Linked DNA regions of Homo sapiens: region 1 is linked to region 2. The links are chromatin contacts, found by Hi-C or POLR2A ChIA-PET in ENCODE. All regions are on one chromosome and are shown on one strand. The core of a region is the stretch at or near the end of the contact, and the rest is flanking DNA. Distances in the headings are between cores, read along the strand shown.

Region 1 (6,534 bases), core at 1,461-3,960, 190 kb after region 2:
AATTGTGGAATAGAGACGCAAACCTAACGACTTCAGTTTGAAGTCACAAATTCTTAAATGGTGGCATCAAATATTTCAGCTTTGATTTTTTTTTAAAGAGTGTAAATTATTGAGAGAGTTTCACAAAATGGTTATTTCTCTTAGACTGTGGAAATTGTACTACATTCCACGTCTGAGTGTGATAAACCTGGACGGTTATTCAGTCTTACCATCATACTTTTGCTTGAGGCCCATGTGTGATCCTTCCCCTGCCCCAACACCACCCAGGGGGCCGAGCCCACTCCTCCATGTGGGGTCCCTAGGGGACAGCTCTCTGCAAACACCCCGAGCACACTGATGTGCCTGTGCTTCCCCAGGGAAGCAGGAGTTCCAGCTCAAAGCCCGCGGGCCACGGGAGCACATCCTGAACTTGGGGTGGTGACGAAACATGGCTGTGCTGTGCCACCGGCTTGGAGATCTGGTGGATGTTAGTGTAAACCAGAAAATTTAAATCCATCAAAAAAAGGAACCGACATTACCTCAATCAGGCAATTTGAATCCTAGAGAGATAGGCAGGCTGAAAGAACCTACATTTCTACAATGCTGAACCCAAGTAGAGATTATGAACTGCGGCACCATTCTTAGTGTGTTTCTCTCTCCTTTTATTTTTAATTTAATTTAATTTATTTATTTATTTATTTTTGAGACAGAGTCTCACTCTGTCGCCAGGCTGGAGTCCAGTGGCTGATCTCGGCTCACTACAACCTCCACCTCCTGGGTTCAAGCGATTCTCCTGCCTCAGCCTCCGGAGTAGCTGGGACTACAGGCGTGCACTACCACGCCCAGCTAATTTTTGTATTTTTAGTAGAGATGGGGTTTTGCCATGATGGCCAGGATGGTCTCTATCTCTTGACCTCGTGATCCACCCACCTCGGCCTCCCAAAGTGCTGGGATTACAGGTGTGAGCCACTGCACCTGGCCTTCTCTCTCCTTTTAAGGATTGTACTCAGGATTACAAGATACTGCACATCAAAAAATGAATCCCAATATGTGGTCAATTGAGGAACTTGAAAATGTCATGCCAATAATAAAAGCTTGCGCACAATAACTGAAGTTAGAAGGAGGTAAATATTGCTAAAATATTGCGGATTTAAAAAGATAATCTAACCCTTTATTATTTTATGTGAGTCTCATGTTCCCAAAAGATAAAAGAATTTAGAAAAAGGCCAGGAAAAGTGGACAATACACCTAAAAGAACACAATCACCAAATTCTATGAAATGCATCCCCTTGAGGGGAGCTTGACCTGAAAATTGTGATTTGGAGTGGGAAAGGGTGTGTCTGAATATGTTTTCATCTTGTGGTCTTTGGTTCTCCTAGGATGCAGTGGAAGAAAATTAGGACACTGATAAAATTTTAAGAGGCATAGAGCCCCCGCGATATTTGAGCAGTGAAAACGCATGGTCATTAGCACAGGTTTCACCATGAGGCTCCCGGGAGGACTCCTGCTTACGCCTCCAGGCTCACACCTCCCTCCATCCCTCCCAGCCTTTGTTTCAAGAACGTCCACTCATTTGTAAACTGTATATTTTGTTGCTCTGTGTCTCCAAAACCCGAGCATATTGCCTGGAGCACAGAAGGCATACAGTAGATATTTGTGGCATAGGTAACTGAATTAATAAAAACTTAGCCATTCAATATAGATTGGATCCAATTTATTTTTTTTTTTCTGATTTCTTTGTATCATAGAGGCTAGGACTGCTGTGGTGGAAAGTAATCATAATAGCTAAATATGTAAGGAGCATGGTTTTCTTGGATAGTTAGAACATGCCCCGCTTTGTCGGACTAGTCTAATGGAGAACTCCAGGGCCATGAGGCTCACTCCCTGAAGAGCAGCAATGTGGGAGGAACTCAGCACTCGGAACCCCGTTGATTATTACCAGGAGTGGAGAAGCTCACTCACATTCTGCCATGTTTGAACACCTGTGTAGCAGGTGGCAAAACAATCAGCTCATACATCATTTTCCAAATCTTGAGCCCTACCCAAATTATATTCCCACAGGATAAAATATTGGTCGTATTTCCTAGGGGCTTCACGCCTGGAGAATAGGAAAGCCCAGGTCCTTTGCTGCCAGCTGGGACAAGCTCTGACGGGTGCCTTATCCTCTTGAGGTCCCTGCAAGATCAGGCTGGCGCCACCCCACGGGTCGCAGCCTGAGATAACCCCTGGTGTGGCTCTTCTCCTCCTCATCATCCTGCTTCCCTCACTCCTGCCCAGCCTTCCCTGGCGCACTTCCTTAGTAAACACCTCCTACCTCCTCTGTCCTCACCTTACAGATTTGTTTCTGGGGAACCTGACCTTACCCACATGCTTACTCTGAGGGACACAAAGCTGTGTGAGGCGCAGTAACAACCCCCAAGGAGCTTTCAATCCAGTTGAACTTGGCTTGAATTGCATCTGTGCTTCTTACAGGAGGGTGGGCCTTCAATAGAGCTAGACAGAGCCTGATGACACAGGCGTTTGGGAATCTTGAGGACAAACCTGTTTTTATAAAAATCTGCCTGCCTCGTGCATGGCAGCAGGTTTGACTCTGGCCTTGCTTCACTAAATTAAGCAAAAACAAGCATTATCAAATGTTTAGATTTCCTGGAGTCTCTGGCTTCAAGTAGCTTGATGATTCATTTCTGACAACCTCATAAAACCAACCTCTAGCCACGTCCAGGCTTAAGCTTTGTGGTGGTGGAGTGGGTTTTCCCTGTTGTATTTTTAACCTAAGAACAGAAGCAATGCTAGCCACACTGATAAAAACAAGTGAAGAGTTAACTTTCAAGATGACCACAGTCAGATGGTAGCGTGGAAGCCACCAGAGCCACTTAATCTTCCCAGATGATGGATCACTGCAGTACCTAAGTCTCTCATGTGGATTTCTGCCACAGTCCTCTGCACACACTCACTAAAGGGATTTGCAGTTCATGGGTCCAACACAGCAGCATGACCATTGGTTGGGCAGGGCCAAAGGCCCTCGAGGCAGAAGGGTTACCAGGAGAGTCACGCAGCCTTTACCGTCGGGATTTGTGAAGACAGTCACAGTTGGCGACAAGGGTTTTCAGAGTTCTTGGTGTTACTTCACCACCCTCCCCTGCTCTGAGCCCACTCTTTCCTCCCCTGTCCTCGTTCTTAGCTCCTGCTGTTGCCTCCTTTTAGCTCTCACACATTCTCCCTTCTTCCGGTTCTGCCCCAGATATTCTCCCAAGCTCTGTCCAAAAAATCACCAGTTTACCCCTTGAAATTATTTCTCAAGAACTATTTTCCCCCAAGAAGTTGCAAGCTGCTGCATCCCACCTTGGTGAGCTGAGAGCCTGGAGATCAAGACCTGGGCGAGCGGCCAGACCCCTCCTGGCTTCATGCTCAAGTCTTTTTTCAGACGCCCTGAGATCAAGAACAAGGGCACATTCTTAGTTCATGGCCTTTTACAAAATGCTACAGATAATGGAATTTAGATGATGCAACCATTTTACTTGGAGTAGAATGTGTTTTTAGCTGAGGGGGTTTTCAGGGGAAACACATTATTTAGGTTTAGAGGGTATCATGCTTGTCAAAAGCAATTAAATGGGACATAGAGCCCTCAAAGAAATGTTCAAATATAATCTGGACATGGTTTGGGTATCTGAATAAATGTAAACTTGACCAAGCCTTCTTGTTTAAGAAATATAGCCTAAAACATACTACTCTTGATAAAAATTGAAGTTACTAAAATGTTCTGATTTAACGTTGCTTCCACCGGCTAGTTGTTGCTTTATAAATGTCATTTGCCATGTAATTCCAAATGACTTTACAGACTACAGAGCATGGGATTATTGTGTCAAAAGGAGGCTTTCATGATCTCACATAAGCCAGAAAGACTTTATTTAAACTTACGTAGGAAGATGTATTGGTTGTTTGGCCCAAGAAGGTCTTATTTGAATGACAGCATTTAGGGGACCACATGACATTTCTATAAAACTAGACTAGAGTTGATAACAGATGAAGGATTAATTTGTTGTTTTTGTAGTCAATATAGTCCCAAACCATGGATATATTGCTTAGATCCACTTATACCATCAAGCCAGCCCAAGACAAAATTACTACTCTAGTTGTCTAGCATAACCAACTACTCCAAATTTAGTGACATAAAATAGCCTTTATAGTAGGCTTACAGATTCTGTGGATTGAGAATTTGGAAAAGACAGAGTAGAGATGGCTTGTCTCTGTTCTGTGGTGTCTGGGGCCTCAGCTGGGAAGACTGGAACAACTGAGGCTGGAGGATTTACTTTGAAGATGGTGTCTTCTCTCGCATGCCTAGCTGGGCTGCTCCAAGCCGGACTTACTGGGACTGTTGACCAAACCACTTACAAGTATGGGGCCTCTCCACGTGGCTTGGGCTTCTCATAGCACGGCTGATAGGTTCCAAGAGGAAACATTCTAAGAGCAAGTATTTCAAGCACAAGAGTCCAAGAGACTAGAAGAGATAGAAGCGGTGTCACTTTCTCTGACCTAGCAGCGGAAGTTATATAGTCACTTTCTTCATACTTATTGTCTGAAGCAGTTGTAAGCCCATACAGAATGAAGGGGAGAAGTCAATGAGGGGAGAGTAATATGTGGCCATTAAAAAAAAAAAAAACAACCCCACTATCATGGTTTTGGCAAGATGGAAAAAACACGAGATTGGCTTTGAAGTCAAATTCCTCTGTTTCTAAATGAGTGACCTTAGGCAAGTTACTTGACCTCTTCCTTCTTGTACAAATGTGGGTAAGTAACCACAACGTTGCTGTGAATAGGCACGAATCTGTAGTAAAGTGTATCTGTGGTTCATAAATGGCTGGCTAATGCTAGTCCGCTAGTACTACTCCTATTTTTTTTTTTTTTTTTTTGAAGCGGAGTCTCACTCTGTCGTCCAGGTTGGAGTGCAGTGGTGCGATATCAGCTCACTGCAAGCTCCGCCTCCCGGGTTCACGCCATTCTCCTGCCTCAGCCTCCCGAGTAGCTGGGACTACAGGCGCCCACCACCACACCCGACTAATTTTTTGTATTTTTAGTAGAGACGGGGTTTCACCATGTTAGCCAGGATGGTCTCGATCTCCTGACCTCTTGATCCGCCTGCCTCAGCCTCCCAGAGTGCTGAGATTACAGGCGTGAGCCACGACACCCGACCCTCTTTTTCTTTGTTAAAAAAAGTACAGTTTTATCAAAATACAATTAACGCAATAAGGTACATATATTTAAGCTGTACGATTTGGTAAATTTTGATGTATGAATTATACCCATTAAACCATCAGCACATAGAAGGCAATGAAAATATCTAGCAACCCCAAAAGTTCCGTCCTCCCTCTCCTCACGTCATCTCTCCTCGCTCCTCCTTCCACTCCTCATCCCTGGCAACCACGGACTCATCTGCTTCCCATTATAAGGCTGGGCTTGCATCTTCTGAAGTGTTGCGTGAGTGGAGTCACATAGCAGTACTCCTGTCTGACTTCCTCACTTAGCATACATTATTTCAGATTCTCCATGTTGTGTGTATGGTTCATCCGTAATTCTTTCTATTGTTAAATATTATTCTGTTGTATTGATATATCAGGTCATTTTCATCCATTCATTGTTCTTTCCTCTTCCTTTTTGTTTCTTAATCACTTTTGCCTCCCTTTTCGGGCAGGAGCATCCTTGATCTCCCTCCCATAGCGCCACCCAAGTCTGCCCTCACAGCACTGTTGAGAAGGCGGCGTCTCCTGGGTCCCTCCATGGAGGAGAGGCGTGCAGTCGCACCTACAGAGGCCACCTACTAGGTCACGCCTCAAGCCTGGCCTTTCCTCTCGGCTCAGCTCTGTTAGAATTCCAAACCTCCCCTCTTCTGACACCTGAGGGAGGCACTGACAGACATTCTTTAAGCCCTCAGGAATTTCCTTTTCCTTTAAAGAAAGAGAAATAGAATTCCAAGTAAGGGCGCTACAGGAGAGGATTTTCCTGCAGGATGTAATTATGTTCTTTCTGCTTCCTATCCTCACTGGGCATCACAGCAGCAGAGGTGCATGCGTTCTGGAAGGTAAAGGGTGCCTGCAGCACCGGCTTCTTTTTCTGCCACACATCTTTTAGCATGGGACCCACATCTACTCCAGCCCAAGAGCAGTTTCACTCATGGCCGGAGCCAAAGAACACACAGAAATCTCCAAATGCTGGGGGTGGTAAGGGCAGCGTTGCATCCAATTATGGTGAGAGAGAGGTGTCCTTCTTTCTCTTTTATTAAATTATTTTGAGATGAAGCTTCCCTCTGTCACCCAGGCTGGAGTGAAGGCTCTTTGCCTTCTCGACTCACTGCAACGTCTGCCTCCCAGGTTCAAGCGATTCTTCTGCCTCAGCCTCCCGAGGAGCTGGGATTACAGGTGCGCGATACCACACTCTGCTAATTTTTAGTAAAGATGGGGTTTCGCCATGTTGGCCAGGTTGATCTGGACCTCCTGACCTCAGGTGATCCGCCCGCCTCGACCTCCCGAAGTGCTGGGATTACAGGCATGAGCCACTGCA
Region 2 (6,385 bases), core at 3,783-6,282:
GTATCTACTTACTGGAGTTCCTCAGATAGCTGATCACATTGTAGGCTGAAAACATCTACAAGTCAAGTCTATCAAGGACCATATCATGCACTCATTGTGTAGAAGGCCCCTCAATGGCAAAACATACCATCTGGTAAGTCTGGACACAACTCAGCTGCACAGAGCAAACAAATGACGAACTCATATAATTTAAAACAGCGTTTTCACACTGTGGATCTTAACCATGGGCCATGAAATTCAATTCAGTGGGTTGTGAGAGGATTAACACACACACAAACCCACTGCCCTACCAAACACAATCCTAGAAGAGAAAAATGTCAAAGTATGTTACATGGCTTATGAGTAAATATTTCATAAACATTTTATTCCAATCATATATGTACGAACACATATGTACTGAGTCATGACATAAATTTTACAATTCTCTAGGGCAAAACATTGCTCTAAAGAAAAGCATACTTGGCCGATCAGTCCCTTGAGAAGACTTTTGTTTTTGATTTTTTGTTCACTTCTGAGCAATGACTCTACATCCTGAGTACACGGAAGCCCTCTCTCCTCAACTTGATAGCAGTGCTCTTTAGCACAGCCAGTTCCCGGCTCAGGCTGTTTTCTGGAGGGATGTGTCCTCCTCTTGCAGCCCTGTGAACTAACTGAAGGACAGCTGCAGCGGTGCATCTGAACCTGCAGCGGAGGCAGCTCAGGTCCTGCCTACAGCATGCACATGTGATGCCAGGGGCTTTCCACCATGATTTTTCACTGACATGATTTCCTTTCATTCACCGGTAGCTCTGCCTTACCTGTAGAGCTCAAGCTCCTAGCACAGAACACAGGGGCTGAGTAAAGGCTTCTAAATACATGCATTCAACAATAAGCACATTCATTTTGCTATAAACCATAAATATTACACTCAAAATATAACAGTTTCTAACAAAATAAAAAGTTTACCCATTTCTTCATACTTAAGAACTACAAAAGTACTATACAAACCTTTATTTACATTAAATCACAATAGGTACATAAAAAGTTGAGGCACTGGTATCTGTGGCTAATGGTAGTAATCACAGCTCATATAGTAAAGTGTATAACATTAACCTTTTAATTTTGAGCTGTTGCAAAATTACCATTTTAATATTATATATACCATATATTCAGTACCAATTATGACTTTTTTCTAAAATAATAATAGAACATGATGCCCAGGGAAAAAGAAAATACTTAATAACTTTCCCAAGTGCTAGTAAAAAACACATTGGTATACACCTGATTTGAGGGGCAGACATGATTCAGCCTATGAGCCATTAGGAGAGCGAAGCAAAGCTTTTTTAAACTGGAAGGACACTCATGCTGATTCGGTACAGACTCTTCATCTTTCATACTGGGAAACAATGCTCACCGGGGCAAGTGTCACATCATTATGTAATATAGTAAGAAAGATGTCCCAGGTCTCCTATTAACAAACCTAGAATCTTTTCTAATTCATAACAGAGGTTTATACTATAAATACAATCATATTCTTGAAAGATCAAATCAAATATCAAGAAAAACAGATCCATGACAATACTTTAGACTTCAAAAAATCCTAAAGCAATAATTTAATAAAAATATATGTCAACAACTGTGTTCAAGATAATAGAATCAGTGTGGAATCCAGTGCCGTAAACAGTGATGGCAGCAGTTTACTGGTGCAGTAATTCATTTATATGCTTATGTGGTACTCTGTGTATTGGTTGCGTTTTCATCTGTATCACTTGGGCTAAATTTCTTCCATAAAAATTTCTCATTTGATTTCCAAAGAGAAGTTGCTGGCTCTTCTCTCCTTTTAAAGGGTGCTGCTAGAGGTGCTTTTTCACACAGAGTCTCTATTACTGCCAAGTCTGTGAGTTTACTAAGACTCTCATCATTCTGCTCATTCAAGATGTCCCAGAAATCTTTTGGTCTCTGTTTTGCTTTTTCCATGGGCCCTGAAAGAACTTTCTTTGGCAGTTGTGTGGGACTGTTCCCATGACTTTTAAAAAGGTCATCAAGAATAGAGGTATCACCAAGTAAGCTTATCACAGAAGTATTTTCCAGCACTGGATTTTCTATCTTTTTGTTTTCCAATTTGAGAAGGGGTTCTTTTCTTGAAATGCCCGTTCTTGTGAGGTCCTGTTGGTCTTTCATGGTATTTTCTAACCTTCTCTCACGTGTTTCAGACTCACTGTTCAGAGAACGGGATGTCACAGTATCTTCGGATGCCTGGCTGTTTTTCCCACTGTCAATCTCTTGAGTAGAACTAACAGGTGATTTCTTAGTTTCTGCATCATTAAAAAACACCTCTTCTCTATAGGAAATATGATTCTGAAACTTAACTGATTTTCTTTTATATGTTTTTAGGCTGCAAACTTGAGAAATTTTGTTGGTAGAATCTTTAAATGACAAGGTTTCAGAATCTGACAGCCTTGGTTTTATAAGAGATTCTCTTTTATCAGATTTCTTCCGGGTGCGCTGCTCTCCTTTCTCAAAGGAAGAATTGTTGAATTGTGACACAGAATCCACAAAAAATTCTTTTACCTCTGGATATTGAGAAGCATAAAAGTCTCTTAGCATTTTCTGTCGTTCTTCTGATGTGGCATTGGTTATATGTTTAGCAAATTCGTTTACAGAAGACGAGTTAAAATAAGAGGCCATTTCTTCAAATTGTTTTCTAAAGATTAAATGAACAAAACTAGTGGTTATTTTCATTACATTTTATTTTGAAAGAACTCATCACCAGTAAGAGGAAATGTAGAGTCCACAGAAGGTAATCTTGTTCCTTTAGCATACGTCTGCTGAATTCCACAATGAAAACGCATTTTATCCTAGTAGAGTGAGGCCTCTACCCTTATGCTACTGAGAAAAGTATTTTAGCTCACAAAATCACCAGCTTTGTAAGTTATTTTGATTTATGCTATTATATTAGGTATTTCCTGGGAATTATGGAGGCCCAGCATGCTACTCCTCCTTTGAGCCAATTTATGACTGACATGAGGATCATGATTTATAGACTCTGTACTTGAAAATCTATATTGTATTCAAGTCTCATGAAATGAAATTGTCAAAGAATCTTAACGAAAAGAGCAAATTCTGAAAAATTAAGAAAGACATTTTTTTCCCTTCCCTCTCCTTTTCCCCTTCTTTTACAAATACAACATAGAAATCGCACAAGACTTTTTGATGAGCCCAAAGGAAAGTTCTAAACTGATAAACCTAGACTATTTTTTCCCCAGTTGGCATGGACACCTAAGCTAAGGAGTGAGATGCTATTAGAAGAAATGTGTTGTATTCTTAGTGTAAGATACTAATAAAAGCTGTTGTATGCATGTATGAGGAAATGGGCCTTCAAGAACCTTGGTAAGATAGAGGCAGAAAGATTTAGGGACCTGGGCAATGAGCCCTGCTCCTTTCCCTAAATGAGGGTGCCATGGACTAAACTGTGCCCCTCCCCCAAATCATGCAGAAGCCCCCTAACCCAGGACGTAACAGTATTTGGAGTTAGAGCCTTCAGGAGGTAATTAAGGTTAAATGAAGTCATACGGGTGGGACCCTGATCCAACAGGATTAGTGTCCTTAGAAGAGATGCCAGAGAACCCACACAGTTTCTTTCTCTTCTGTCTCTTCCTCTCTGCCATGTAAGGATACAGGGAGATGGTGGCCACCTGCCAGCCAGGAAGAGGGCCCTCACCAGAAACTGAATCAGCTAACTTCTTGTTGTTGGCCATCCAGCCTCCAGAACTGTGGACACGAATTTCTGTTGTTTAAGCCACCCAGTCTATAGTATTTTGTTATGGCAATCCAAGCAGACTAAGACAATGGGTATTGCTTTGCTGATGATGAGTTTGGGCCATGAGATAGAACAGCTCAATGTTTATAAATACTCCTTTGAACAAAAGTCATAGATAGTGAGTGCAGCAGCACTTGATTAAAAGTCCTAAAGTTTTAGAAATTATATTTTACACCATAGTTCCTTAAAACATTCATTTATTTATTCACTTAACAAATATTTATAGAGCCTGTTATGTGCTAAGCACTATAGCAGGAACTATATAACAGCAAATAAGACTCCGTTTCCTATCTTCAAGGAGTTTACAGTTTACTTGGGCTAGACAAATGCATGAAAATCAAAGTAGAATAGAGTGATAAACCCATAATGTAAATTTACCATGAGGTAAATATGGGGCACTACTGGCATTCATAGAAAGGGAACCTAGGTCAGTGATTGGTGGTAGGCAAGGTGGATAGAAAGGGTGTCTCTTCCTGACAAGTCAGTCAGGTAATGATGAGTGAGGAAGTCTCCCAGGGGGAGAGGGTGCATGTACAGGCTCAGGTCCAAGATGACCTGGTTCACAGAGGGGCAGGAGAAACTGCAAGGAAGAGGCTAAAAATCATAGGGGGTCCGTAGGCCAAGTTTAGAAGTTTGAATTTTATCCTATGCAAAACAGAGAATCCTTAGCATTAAAAAAATTACTTTTAATGTATGTTAGTAGGAGCTTCAATGCCACTTTTCTTTCTGCCACGTAGACCAGGTTACATAGTTTGTGTTTCCTTTGCTTTTAGGGGCAGACCATAAAGCACACTCACAACTTTCTTTTGTGGCTTCAGATGGGCCTGTGGCTTCTAGTCCTCACTACACTGTCTTGTTAACTTCCCGAAATCCAGATACTATACATGCTTGATCAACAGCCACTTTCATCTCCAACAGAATATTTAGTAACACATACACATGACTCCAACTTTCTGTCCTGGAAATTGCCAATGTTCTTGTTGGAAAGTAACAAGCATGTTCTTAAGAGGTTCCAGTTTTCACTTCACATGAAGTAATGAGATATTATTCTGTCTATTTTTCATCTTCAAATCCATTTTCATGGCCCTTCTATTAAATATTTGTGTTTGTAAAGATTAAGTGATTGGCAAGGTTACAAGCTGATGTCTTTTATTTATCCAAGGCTTGGTGGTGTCTCAGCAACTGCCAAAGTAACTTCACCTCTGCTGTGCTGAAACCACGACCTCACCCGTGACCCTGTGAGCTGTCACCTCTGGGAGGAGAGCTGCTTCTAACCTCATTTTATCTGAGTAGTCTGCAAGTACACTATGCCACATGGTTGCTGCTTACAGGATAAGCTATAATTATCATTCACTTTATTTCTGCCTTTTAACTGGCTTTCCTAATTCTGGGCCTTCAGAATTTTCTCTAAGAATTTAAGGAACTGCAGGGTACAAACAGGGGGCATAAGCCAGCCAGTTTGTGAAGAAAAGTTAGTTAACTAGAGTAGACTTCCATAACCCACTTAGGGAAAGGGGGAAAAAAAGAAACCAAAGATATGTATCTTTCAGCAAGTGTATCAAAAGCAGTTATGTATCATGGATACAATTCAAAATCCTCTCTCTTTCTGGAGGAAGGGAGGTGGAACACACCTAAATTCATCTTCTGTCTGCCTAAGCTTCCGGAAGGAGAGGAGGACTGAACACTTCATTCAGATGATCATGTGACTGCAGTAGAGGGAGGTGCAGTCTTGATTCTGATTGACTAGGACAGTTAATGGAAAAGAGGGTGGTAAAATGTACATGGTTGGACAGTTTTACTTCTACATCCCTAATTGGTAACCAAAGCCAATAAGGCACATAGTGATTGAAACACTTGAACATGCCACTAGAACTCAACGAAGCTGACGAGTCTGTCATCGCTCTGCCCACGGCTCAAGATGCGTATGCAGCATGCTGTACAGCATTGTGTCCATTCCAAAAGCAAACTCCCCGACCACAGCAGGTGCTGTATCAGTCACTTTCACAATGCTGATTGCAACATCTGATCTGGTGCCGGAGCTGAAGGATTTCATCAGGCTGGACAGATCAATTGTTGGAGAGAAAGGCAAAATAAAAATAGCACCATGGTGCATACCTGACTGGAAAAATGGGTAATGTTACCACCAAGTGCAAGGCTGTGAAGGCTGCTTTCTCGCTTATCTATAATGCTGTGTGCAAACCCAGCTGTAACCTGATGCAGCAGATAAACAAAAGATTCAGTGCTCTACTCTCAGCTGTCAAGCCAGGAGGCACCACAACCTCTGTCAAACTCAACCCAGCATGTGACTTCAACGAAGCCGCAGCATGACTAGCTAGCAAGGGTCTTGACATCAAGATAACACGATTACTCTTTCAACTTGGTACCGACCCTAACCTTGGGGTCACTGGGTGTGCCTTCATAAGTCAGTTTAAGCTCATCACAACCTTTTCTGAAATGACCTCATATGTTATAATGTGAAGTTTCATTGAGGAAGGATTCAATCATGCCTCACTGCTCCCTGGTGCAGGTTGTGACATAATGAAATTCATGAGCATTGAAGGACGACTCATTGAGAAACATGGGGAA

The links. A loop is a pair of places that touch in the nucleus more often than their neighbours do. ChIA-PET counts read pairs that join two places held with the same protein, here RNA polymerase II (POLR2A). Pooled maps may share reads with other maps.
Region 1: a pooled map shows a loop between it and region 2 (5-fold over the local background). The contact joins two enhancer-like sites. A Hi-C loop is called at or near these places in 3 of 37 single-sample maps with no recorded cell type and 9 of 50 pooled maps. POLR2A ChIA-PET finds 5 or more read pairs at or near these places in 1 of 52 experiments (WTC11).

What each region holds. Positions count from the first base shown.
Region 1 is chr9:95,819,152-95,825,685 of GRCh38, reverse strand. All of the region lies in intron 2 of ERCC6L2-AS1 (ERCC6L2 antisense RNA 1), which reads left to right. Among named protein-coding and RNA genes, the nearest start is that of ERCC6L2, 53 kb to the left of the region's middle. RefSeq lists an enhancer at 2,393-2,602 and a silencer at 5,685-5,979. Within about 2 kb of position 2,710, at least 3 of the 41 ENCODE cell types and tissues checked have a DNase peak (open chromatin) inside an H3K27ac peak, as active enhancers do.
Region 2 is chr9:96,008,523-96,014,907 of GRCh38, reverse strand. ERCC6L2 (ERCC excision repair 6 like 2) reads right to left here. Exons shown (of 19, transcript NM_020207.7): 19 at 1-2,683. The coding sequence ends at 1,705. Among named protein-coding and RNA genes, the nearest start is that of LINC00092, 10 kb to the left of the region's middle. Within about 2 kb of position 5,032, at least 5 of the 41 ENCODE cell types and tissues checked have a DNase peak (open chromatin) inside an H3K27ac peak, as active enhancers do.